Linked DNA regions of Homo sapiens: region 1 is linked to region 2. A link is a contact called in ENCODE Hi-C data. All regions are on one chromosome and are shown on one strand. Each heading gives the region's core, a stretch centred on a gene start or an enhancer-like site at or near the end of the contact. The rest is flanking DNA. Distances are from core to core; before and after follow the strand shown. Region 1 holds the start of CMPK1 (cytidine/uridine monophosphate kinase 1). Region 2 holds the start of ATPAF1 (ATP synthase mitochondrial F1 complex assembly factor 1).

Region 1 (4,808 bases), core at 2,042-4,541, 670 kb after region 2:
TCACCACATATTGCTTTAAGTAGGTTTACTAGGAAGTTTCAGACCCAAACCCCTGTGTGGAATCCTTAGTTCTGGTGTTCTATCATGGAAACAACAAAGACTGTCTTTTTGTCTCTAGCCCAAGGCCTTCACTAAAAGTATGCCAATAGCTTCCTAGCCCTTTTTCTCACAGACACCATATCCTTAAGATCTTTTAACTCTAATTGTGTGAACAAAGGAAAAGAAGACACATTTGTTTTGATATGGCCTTTTTCATACTCCTGCTACCCATTCCCAATATGACCAATTGTCCTTGTTCTTGGCTGCCCATGTCCTAGCTCCTCCTCCCCAGAAGCTGAAGGGTTTGGAGCCTTCTTTTTTTTGAGACAGAGTCTTGCTCTGTCGCCAGGCTGGAGTGCAGTGGTGCGATCTCAGCTCACTGCAACCTCCACCTCCTGGGTTCAAGCAATTCTCCTGCCTCAGCCTCCCAAGTAGCTGGGATTACAGGCATGCACCACCACATCCAGCTAATTTTGTATTTTTAGTAGAACTGGGGTTTCACCGTGTTAGCCAAGCTGGTTTCCAACCTCAGGTGATCTGCCCACCTTGGCCTCGCAAAGTGCTGGGATTACATGCATGAGCCGCTGCGCCCGGCCGTGTTTTTTTATGTGAAAATTCACATATCTAAACGTGGGTCCCTGTTTTTGTATAGCCTTCAAGCTCAAAATAATGTTCACATTTTAAAATGGATTTTAAAAATAAAAATAAATAATATTTTGGGACACATGCAAATTATATAAATTCAAATTTCAGTATCCATAGAAAAATGTTTTGTTTTTGTTTTGAGACAGGGTCTGGCTCTGTTGCCCAGGTTAGAATGTAGTAGCACGATCTTGGCTCACTGGAGTTTGCACCTCCTAGGCTCAAGGGCTGCTCCCACCTCAGCCTCCACCTCCTGGGCTCAAGGGATCCTCCCACCTCAGCCTCCCATCTCAGCCTTCCGAGCATCTGGGACTACAGGTGCACACCACCACCTGTAGTGTAGTGTAGGCCTGGCTGGGCGCGGTGGCTCATGCCTGCAATCCCAGCACTTTGGGAGGCCAAGGCAGGAGGATCACTTGAGCCCAGGAGTTCAAGACCAGCCTGGACAACATGGTGAAACCCCCTCTCTACTAAAAATACAAAAATTAACCAGGGGTGGTGGCAGGTGCCTGTAATCCCAGCTACTTGGGAGGCTGAGGCAGAAGAATCGCTTGAACCTGGGAGGTGGAGGTTGCAGTGAGCCAAGATGGCACCACTGCATTCCAGCGTGGGTGACAGAGTGAGACTCTATCCCCCCCAAAAAAATTTTTTTCCAGCTGTGATAATAAAAAATATCCCATTCTCCTTTCTATGGTGGGAAGGAAAAGGTAGAAGTTGTGGAGAGGAAAGAGGTAGAAATTAAAGGGAGAATGGAAAAGAAGGGCAAACAAAGGCAAGTAGGTGAGGAGAAGGACAGGAAAAGAGACAGGGAGAAGGGAGGGACTTATAAATGGGAAAAGAAGGGTAGGAAGGATGGGAATAAGTAAAAACAACAACAACAAAAAGAAAGCAAGGAGAGAGAGTAGAGATGGGGAAGAGCCAGAAAATGCTGAGTGAGCTAAGAAAGGACCACCAAAAGAAAAAGGAGAATGGGGGTGGTCAGACAGAGGGCTATACCACTATCTTCCTCTCCTGTTTGCTTTCGTTTACTAACGTCCTGGTCACTCTGCCCTAAACAGCTTAGTTCCTTTCCCATAGTCTTTGTTCACTCCAGCACTATCTGACTTGAACTTGTACCTGTACGACAAATCTAACACCCTGGACTCTTAGTTCTAAAAACAGGACATGCATTCTGCCTCAGTCTTCCATTCCCATGGTCTCACCCTGGACCTTGGCATCATCAGAAACTCAGAAGCTGGGACATTTCAATTCCAAATATCCCACTCAGACCAGCAGCATCCATACTGCCAGAGCACTTGCTCATATACCCCACTGCAATCTTTCTTGGGCCAATGCTCTAAGACATTGGTCCCTTTCCCCACCACCCTCCAACCCCTCCACTACCAGGCTTCATGTGCCATTATTTGCTTTCCTGTATGGTTTTGATTCTACACACAGCATCATGAACATTCTCTTCCAAACACTCTCATCACTTGGCCCCCTCTCTCTGTTGTACTTGCCAGGCAAAATCCCAACCCTCAGTAAATGCAACAAGCTGCCTTCTCTGCCTGTGCCTGAATGGCCAAACATCTTCAATTATTTTGAATCCGTTACCTCAAATATCAAATGAGCTCTTAACGTTGGCCAGAAGGCCTTTTAAAGGCCTGTATGCACCAAGGCTCAGTTCTTGAACGTCTCCTTTTCTTCTCCCTTAAGATTCTTCCCTAATGAAGGGGGCAGGCGAACGGAGTTAAAGGGCTTCCATTGCTGTTAGAATACAGCCCAAATTCCTTTCCATAATCAAAAGTCCTGATCTGCCACCGACCTCACTTTCTCAACTTTTCACCTTCCATTCTCCCCTCATTTGACTCAGCCCTGGTCTCACTGTCACTGGCCTTTTTTCCTTTTTTTTTTTTGAAGCAGTCTCATTGTCACCTAGGCAGGAGTGCAGTGGTGCTATTACGGCTCCTAGGCTCAAGTGAACATCCCAGTAGCTGGGATCACAGGCACGGGTCACGGTGCCCGGCTTTTAAATTTTTGGTCGAGACGGGGTCTCGTCATGTTGTCCAGGCTGGTCTCGAACTCCTGGGCTCAAGCCATCCTCCTGCCTCAGCCTCCCAAAATGCTGGGATTACAGGCGTGAGCCACCGCGCCCAGCCAGGCCTTCCTTCAATTGCTTTAACATGCCAAACCAACTTAGATTTTTTGCACATGCTTTTCTCTGTGGGACACTCTATCCTGGTGTTTGCCTGGTTTCGCTCTTTTCTATCCTTTTGTCTTGGCTTGAATGTCACCTCTTCTGAAGCCTTCTCTGGCGACCCTGGCCATCTTATGTCCTACTTGTTATTTCTTCAAAATCGTACTGCCTTTTGTATGTACTGGTGTTTACTCATTCACACTGGCTACCTCCCCATACCTCACTGGCTGGAATGGAAACTCATTGCGAGCAGAGACAATAGGTTTTGCTCTCCCGCGGATCACGTCCCAGCCTCCAGCTCAGCACCAGACACTTGAGGGCGCAGGATAAAATATCTGCAGTCAGAAAGCACTAATAACCACCCAAGGGTTGGAGGAAAGCTGGCGCGGACCGCACGAGTGTCGCCGAGACGCCGCCGCCGTGCGAAGCTCCTCCCCTTCCGACAGGGCCGCGGACGCCCGGGCAGCCACGGCGGCGGGGCCGCGGCGGGCGCCGGCTCAGCCCGCCCCTTTCTCCCGCCGCCTCCCCGCCCCGCCCCGCGCCGCGCCGGCCGCTGTCAGCTCCCTCAGCGTCCGGCCGAGGCGCGGTGTATGCTGAGCCGCTGCCGCAGCGGGCTGCTCCACGTCCTGGGCCTTAGCTTCCTGCTGCAGACCCGCCGGCCGATTCTCCTCTGCTCTCCACGTCTCATGAAGCCGCTGGTCGTGTTCGTCCTCGGCGGCCCCGGCGCCGGCAAGGGGACCCAGTGCGCCCGCATCGTCGAGGTGAGGCCCGGGCAGCAGGCGGGCTCCTTGGGGCTTGACGGGATGCGGGCCGGCCTGTCCCGCCGCCCCTAGTCCGCGCCCCGCGGAGTCGCCGAGCCGCAGACTACGAGTCCCGGCGGCCACCGCGCCGCCCGCGTGGCAGTGGCCGAGGGCCGCCGGCGCGCGGCGTGCCGGGACTTGTAGTCCGCGCCCGCCCGCCTTGGGGGCCACCGCTTGAGGTCGCTTTGTTCCTGCGCCCCTTCTTTTCTTACATTTTGGGGACCAGATTCGTCTCTAGAGTGGGCTGGGAGAGGGATCCCGGAGGCCAACCTTTGGGGGTCCCCCAGCGCGCAGAGGTTAGCGTGTCGCTGATCGTGTGGCAGGTGAAGGCAGCAGGAGCGCGGATTTGGGTTAGAGGCCGTGTGCGCCCACAGTTGTCTGAAGGAGAGACCTATTTTTCTTCTCCGCGCCTTCCCTCTGGTTCCCTAAACTCCGCACTGTCACCGAACGTGTCTTTACTCTAGAAAGGAGGCCCGTGGGGCGGGGTGTTATTTTAGGCGTGCTGTGGGCTGCCGCTGGCACTCTCGAGCCCCGTCCCCGCAAGCTTTAGGGCGGAGCCAGCCCTGAGGCTCGGCCCGGGTCGGGGATGGGGAAAGCCGGGAGTGCTGTTCTGAGATCAAGCTTCAACCTTTGGCCCTGCTGCCAACTCACGCTCGGCCCTCGGTCACTTCCTGTCTCCCAGCCTCAGTTAGCCCTTGTAATACAGTAAAAAGAGTCTCTGAACCCAGATTTTCTCAGGATATAAAACACCTCCCAAATGTAAAATGCTGTTACTTTTTTTTCTTTTGCTTTGAGACAGGTTACCAGTTCAATTCTTTTAACAATTTTTGAGCTAGATGTATGGTTGGTTAGCTGCATTGACACTGTGGGAAAAAAAGGCTTCATGGACAATCTGGGGAATGCTTGGGAAAGAAGGAAAACAGGATATCTAGAAACAGAAGAGGCGACCATTGGTGGCCTCTAGTGAAATCACTCTGAAACCCTGTAACCAACAAAAGTTTTTTTGACCTAGAACTTATAATTTCCTCCTCTTCTAGGATATGGCCAATATTAGCATGGGGCTTTTGCTTCTCTCCTTATATGTTCATAACAATCAACTCCTGTCCTGTATTTTATTCCCTAAATAGCATCCAGAGAAAGTTAGATGAGTT
Region 2 (4,660 bases), core at 2,000-4,499:
TGGATGGAAATGGAGTTGGGAGAGACTATGTTCAGTTCACCCAGCTGACCCATCAATAAACCAACTTTAAGGATAAGGGTGAGGGTAAGGAGGGTGAAGGAGTGCTGGTAAGCAAACACCACAAATGGGGGAAGGTCTTACCTTCTGTTCCACACATTTGATAAAATCACCTTGCCTGGAATGCCCCACTGGCTGCTTCCGAAATTCACTGCGTTTCTCCAGGCGGGACTCAAAAGCAGCTGGGTCTGACCTGATCAGAGGTAAACCAAAGGGTAAACCAACTGGGCCTTTTTGAATTCTAAAATAACAAAGCATCACTTTCCACCTCTACAGAGAAAGGACACTGCCATTCAGAGAGGTTGAAAAATTTGCCTTCAGTTAGTAAGAACTGGGCACAGGCCTAGAAATAAAGAAACTGGAAAAAGAAATCCTGTTATTCAACTGTTGTTAATCCTCAAGGGGCCTGTGTAACATTTTTCTTTTGCAGGCTGTTCCCTAGGTTTACACAGGGCTTAGTCTCTCAGGTACTTACATTCAGGGTACTTAGAATTTTGAGGTCATCTTGCTGGATCACCTCTTCAGACAAGAATCCTATAGCCTCCTTACTAGGTGTCAAGCTTTTACTTGAATACATCCAGTTCTTGAAAATATGTCCCCCCAACCAGGTTAAACATCTGCTTTATTCAGATCCTGGTGATTCAGAGGCTTTAGGTAGCCTATTTTGCAGAAGATTTAGCATCTGAGTATCTCCCTAACCTACCCTCCAAAGAAGCTGCTCTTGGAGATGAAACAACAGAACACATTGTTTATGTCAAAATGGGGTTGGTCTTCAGGTTTGAAGTCCAGGCTGGGGTGCTGTCCCTATTAAGAATTCTTCAGACTGTGTAGCTAACCATGGGATATTTGGTTTTGTACACTTTGGTGAAGATATCATCCAGGGATTCCAGCTCTTTGGCCATGAGACCCAGAGTTTCATGGGTGAGGTCTGGAGGACCCAGGGACATCTTGGCTATCCCTCTGGTGGACTTTCCTGGTCAATGCATTATAGGGGGCCCCTTCTTCCATAAAATTCCTTTCTGGAGGTGACATAAAACACCACTCCCTTCACTGTCATGTAGATGGGATGTTTTTCTTCTCTCTGTAGTGGGCCGGCTCCTCCTCAATAAAGAGCCTCACCAGGGGTTTCTGCTTAGTCGGGCATGGCACCTGCCTGGCCAGAGCTGCAAGCAGCCCTGGGGGCTGTACCAGGACCAGGGTCAACCCTGCTAGTGGCTACAGCTGCAACTGGGCCTGCCATAGTGAAGGGGTAGAGAGGGCAAGGGACAGCCTGGGCAGTGAAGCTGTTGCTGGGATCTGAGGATATAGAAATAAATAAGTCAGACTCCCTACCTCAAGGAGCTCACTATCCAGTGGGAGAGACAGGCATAAAAGTAAACAAATGAAAGTACAACAGGTATTATGATGAAAATTTGCTCAAACATCCCCAAATGGTTAAGGTGGTTTCATGCCTCTGTACCTTTGTTTATGTTGCTGCTCCCCTTACCTGGAACATCCCCTCCTCTCCATTCTTTTTCAAAGGAAGTTTGCTAACAGATAAAACTAGAGAGAGACTGGCAGGGACTAGGGTATGAGGAACTTGTGTGAAACATTAAGGAGTTTGGATGTTATTTAGAGGTCAGTGGGGGGATAACAGTATGTGTAAATGTTGATGGGAATGATCCAGTGGGGAAGGACGGTAAAACCAGTTATTTATTTGTTCATGAGTGGGTAAGAATAAATGGATGCTGATAAAGTATTCAAAGTACAAGTAGACAACTCTTCAGAGATGCTTGTGTGTAAAACAGATCAAATACAGATCAACGAGAGAAGCCTGGAGGGGAATGTACATCAAAGAAAGGCTTTTAAGATGACAAATACTTGAGACTATCTCAATGCTGCTGGAAGGAGAGCAAAAATACTCATTCATTTACTGCATAACTGTTTCAAATGGCAAGAAAGATCACTACAGTAGCAGTGAGAGGAACTGGGGTAAAGTAGTCCAGGAATGGAAGTAGGGAACTCTAGTTAGAGGATAATGGCAACAGCCCAGGTGACGATGATGGAGTAGATTAAGGCAGTGGAAGTAGAGATGAGACAGAACTCAAATTTACAGTACTAAGTCTTTGGTTTCCTTTCATAAGACAACTACCTTCTTACCCTGCTAAATTCTCTCCCAAGCCCCTTTAATTTTCACCTCTGATCTCCTTTAGCTCTTCCCACTTGAACTCTTCAGATGCTCCTATAGCCCCTCATATGCACCTTAAGCCCCTCTAAGCTCCAGATCCTTCCCTCTGGAAGCTAAGAGGTGGTGTTAGGGACCCTGGACTCAGAGTCAGACAAATCCCAAACAGCTGTGTGACCTTTGGCAAGTCTCTTACTCTCGCTGATCCTCAGTCTCCTTAAGAGGGTTCAATGGGTGATCCGACTGTGACACTATTAGTCTTTGATGCCCTCCTCCCATCCCCAGTCGCCTTTCCTTGCAGTCAAGGCCCTAAGCTACCACCAGCCTGGGAACTCCAGCTCTGAGCCAGGCCTCAGCTATCTTAATATGTGACCTTGAGCAAGTCAAGTCCCTTCTCTAGAAGGCGTTTTCCCATTTCTATAATGAGGACAGGTGTCTCTGAGCTGCCTGCCTCAGGGCTGTCATAAGAGTCCACCTTAGCGTTTGGAGAACCAAAGCAGACAAACGTGGAACGAGCCAGGGCTTTGCAGAGACTCCCAGCTCTGACACCAATTAGCTGTGTGATCTTGGGCAAGTGACCTAGCCTCGCGGAGCCTGGCTACATCATCTGAAGAGCTGGGACAGTACTAGTGCCCACCTCACAGGGCTGTCCTAAGGCCCAGCAGCCCGGGCCGCCCCTCCTCCCGCCTCCTGCCCGCCTCCAGCCAACCCAGGCCCGCACCTGCGCAGCAGCTGGATCTTGTCGCGGTAGCGGTCGTAGAAAGGGTTGGCCTGGAGCTCGGCCTCGGCCCCGACCCCGCTGCTGTCGGCGCCCCCCTCGGGCCGGCCCGAGCCGGGGCGCACTGGGAAGACGCGCAGCTGCGCGGGTGACACGAGCCCCAGGCCCAGGGCGCGGCTGCGCACCGCGCACAGGCCCCGGTAGAGACCGGCCACCTGCAGGACCGCCGGTCCCGCGCCACCCGCAGCCGCCACCACCACAGCAGCCATGGCCGCCCCCGCCTCCTCCTCCTCCTCAGGCGCGTCGGCCTCGGCCCGCGGCCCGCGCGCCCGCTCCATCCCGCTCCGAGTGCGCCGCGCCCGCGCTCCGGCACCGAGGTTCCGCGCGCCCAAGGTTCCGGGCGCGGGATAGCGGCGAGGCGGGGCGGGGAGGAGGGGGCGCGCCGCTCTGGCCCCGGCACTGCGCGCTCTCGCCGCCCTGTGTATGCCACGGCCCGCCTCCTCCAGGGAGGCTGCCCAAATTCAACGCCCTTCCTCCCTCTGGGACCAGCAGCCTCTGCGCGCCAAGTCCGTTCTCTAAAGCCAGCGGATCTCCATGTCCTCGCGGTGCTTGCCCCTGGCACTCGCTGTAGTGCCAGGCACTCGATGTAGTAGTCCGTCCTTCAGCATCGAAGGTCTTTTCATCAACTATAATCACAGCAGCAAGCTTCTCTTTACTGAGGTTGCTATGTGCAGGACACTGAGCGGCTTCATACTCTGTGTGGCAGTATTATCCTCATCTAACAAATAAGGAAACTGAGGCCGAGAGTAATTATGTGACTTGTTCAAGTTCTACCCGACAGCTGAGCTCTTTTCAAGATGGCAGCTGCCTCCCAAGCCTCCTTTTCCTCTGCTTCCTGACATCCTCCTTGAACTCCAGCCACAGTGACCTATTCTCTCCCAAAGAAACACCAGGATTACTCCTTGAAGAGTCCTTATTCAGGCCCTTTTTGACCCCTGGAATCCTCTCTCCTTCCATTCTCTCAACCCAAATGCCACAATCTTCCTTACCGTCTGAACCAGGTGTGAGCTCCTAGGGTCAGGGACAGTGACATTAACATCTCTGTGTCCCACCTGCTCACAGAACAGGGCCAGTCCTGGAGTGGGCTCTCTGGGACAGTACTCATCATCAGGTCCTTCTTGTCTGGGTTTTGTCTGATTGAAGCCCCTCCTGGGACAGGGGCAGAGCCTTCAACTCTGCTCAATCCAACCTATGCTCATGGAGATCAGCCCTGAGCCCTGCCCTGTGCGAGGAACAGTGTAATGGAAGATGAATAAGTCCTTCAAGTATGCCAGCCCATACCTGGCTCACACTCCTAACACTTGCTGTTTTCTCTGTGGATCTGCATGTGGCTGCCTCCTCATCATCTAAGGGCTCAGTTCACATGTAAGCACCTCCAAGGGACCTAAATGACAACCCCTCCATCTCTTTATAGTCTTTATCCCATCACTCTATTGCATTCTCTTTATAGCAGTTATCATTATCTGAAGTTCTTAGATCCTTGTTTATATTAATTCATTGAGCTTACATTCTAGTGGAGTGAAACAGACAGTAAATATATAATGTTAGGTGATGCTACATGGTATGCAGAAAAACAGCAGGCCAAGAGAGATAGAGATAAGGGGACACTTGAGCAGAGACCTGAAGGTAATGTGGGAATGCTGGGGGAAGAGCCTTCCAGG

The links. Hi-C counts contacts between places; a loop is a spot of excess contacts on that map. Pooled maps may share reads with other maps.
Region 1: a loop to region 2 is called in a pooled map, with 4 times the contacts of the local background. The contact joins the promoter of CMPK1 here to the promoter of ATPAF1 in region 2. A Hi-C loop is called at or near these places in 9 of 50 pooled maps.

Annotation. Positions count from the first base shown.
Region 1 is chr1:47,330,499-47,335,306 of GRCh38, forward strand. CMPK1 (cytidine/uridine monophosphate kinase 1) reads left to right here and starts at 3,292. Exons shown (of 6, transcript NM_016308.3): 1 at 3,292-3,618. The coding sequence starts at 3,448. RefSeq lists a silencer at 3,205-3,844 and enhancers at 3,231-4,034, 4,035-4,808, 4,355-4,414.
Region 2 is chr1:46,665,115-46,669,774 of GRCh38, forward strand. ATPAF1 (ATP synthase mitochondrial F1 complex assembly factor 1) reads right to left here and starts at 3,250. Exons shown (of 9, transcript NM_001394565.1): 1 at 2,943-3,250; 2 at 142-250. The coding sequence starts at 3,208. It also overlaps the pseudogene NENFP1 and a transcript of TEX38 not described here. RefSeq lists enhancers at 696-1,225, 1,226-1,754, 3,550-3,699 and silencers at 2,820-3,439, 2,867-3,037.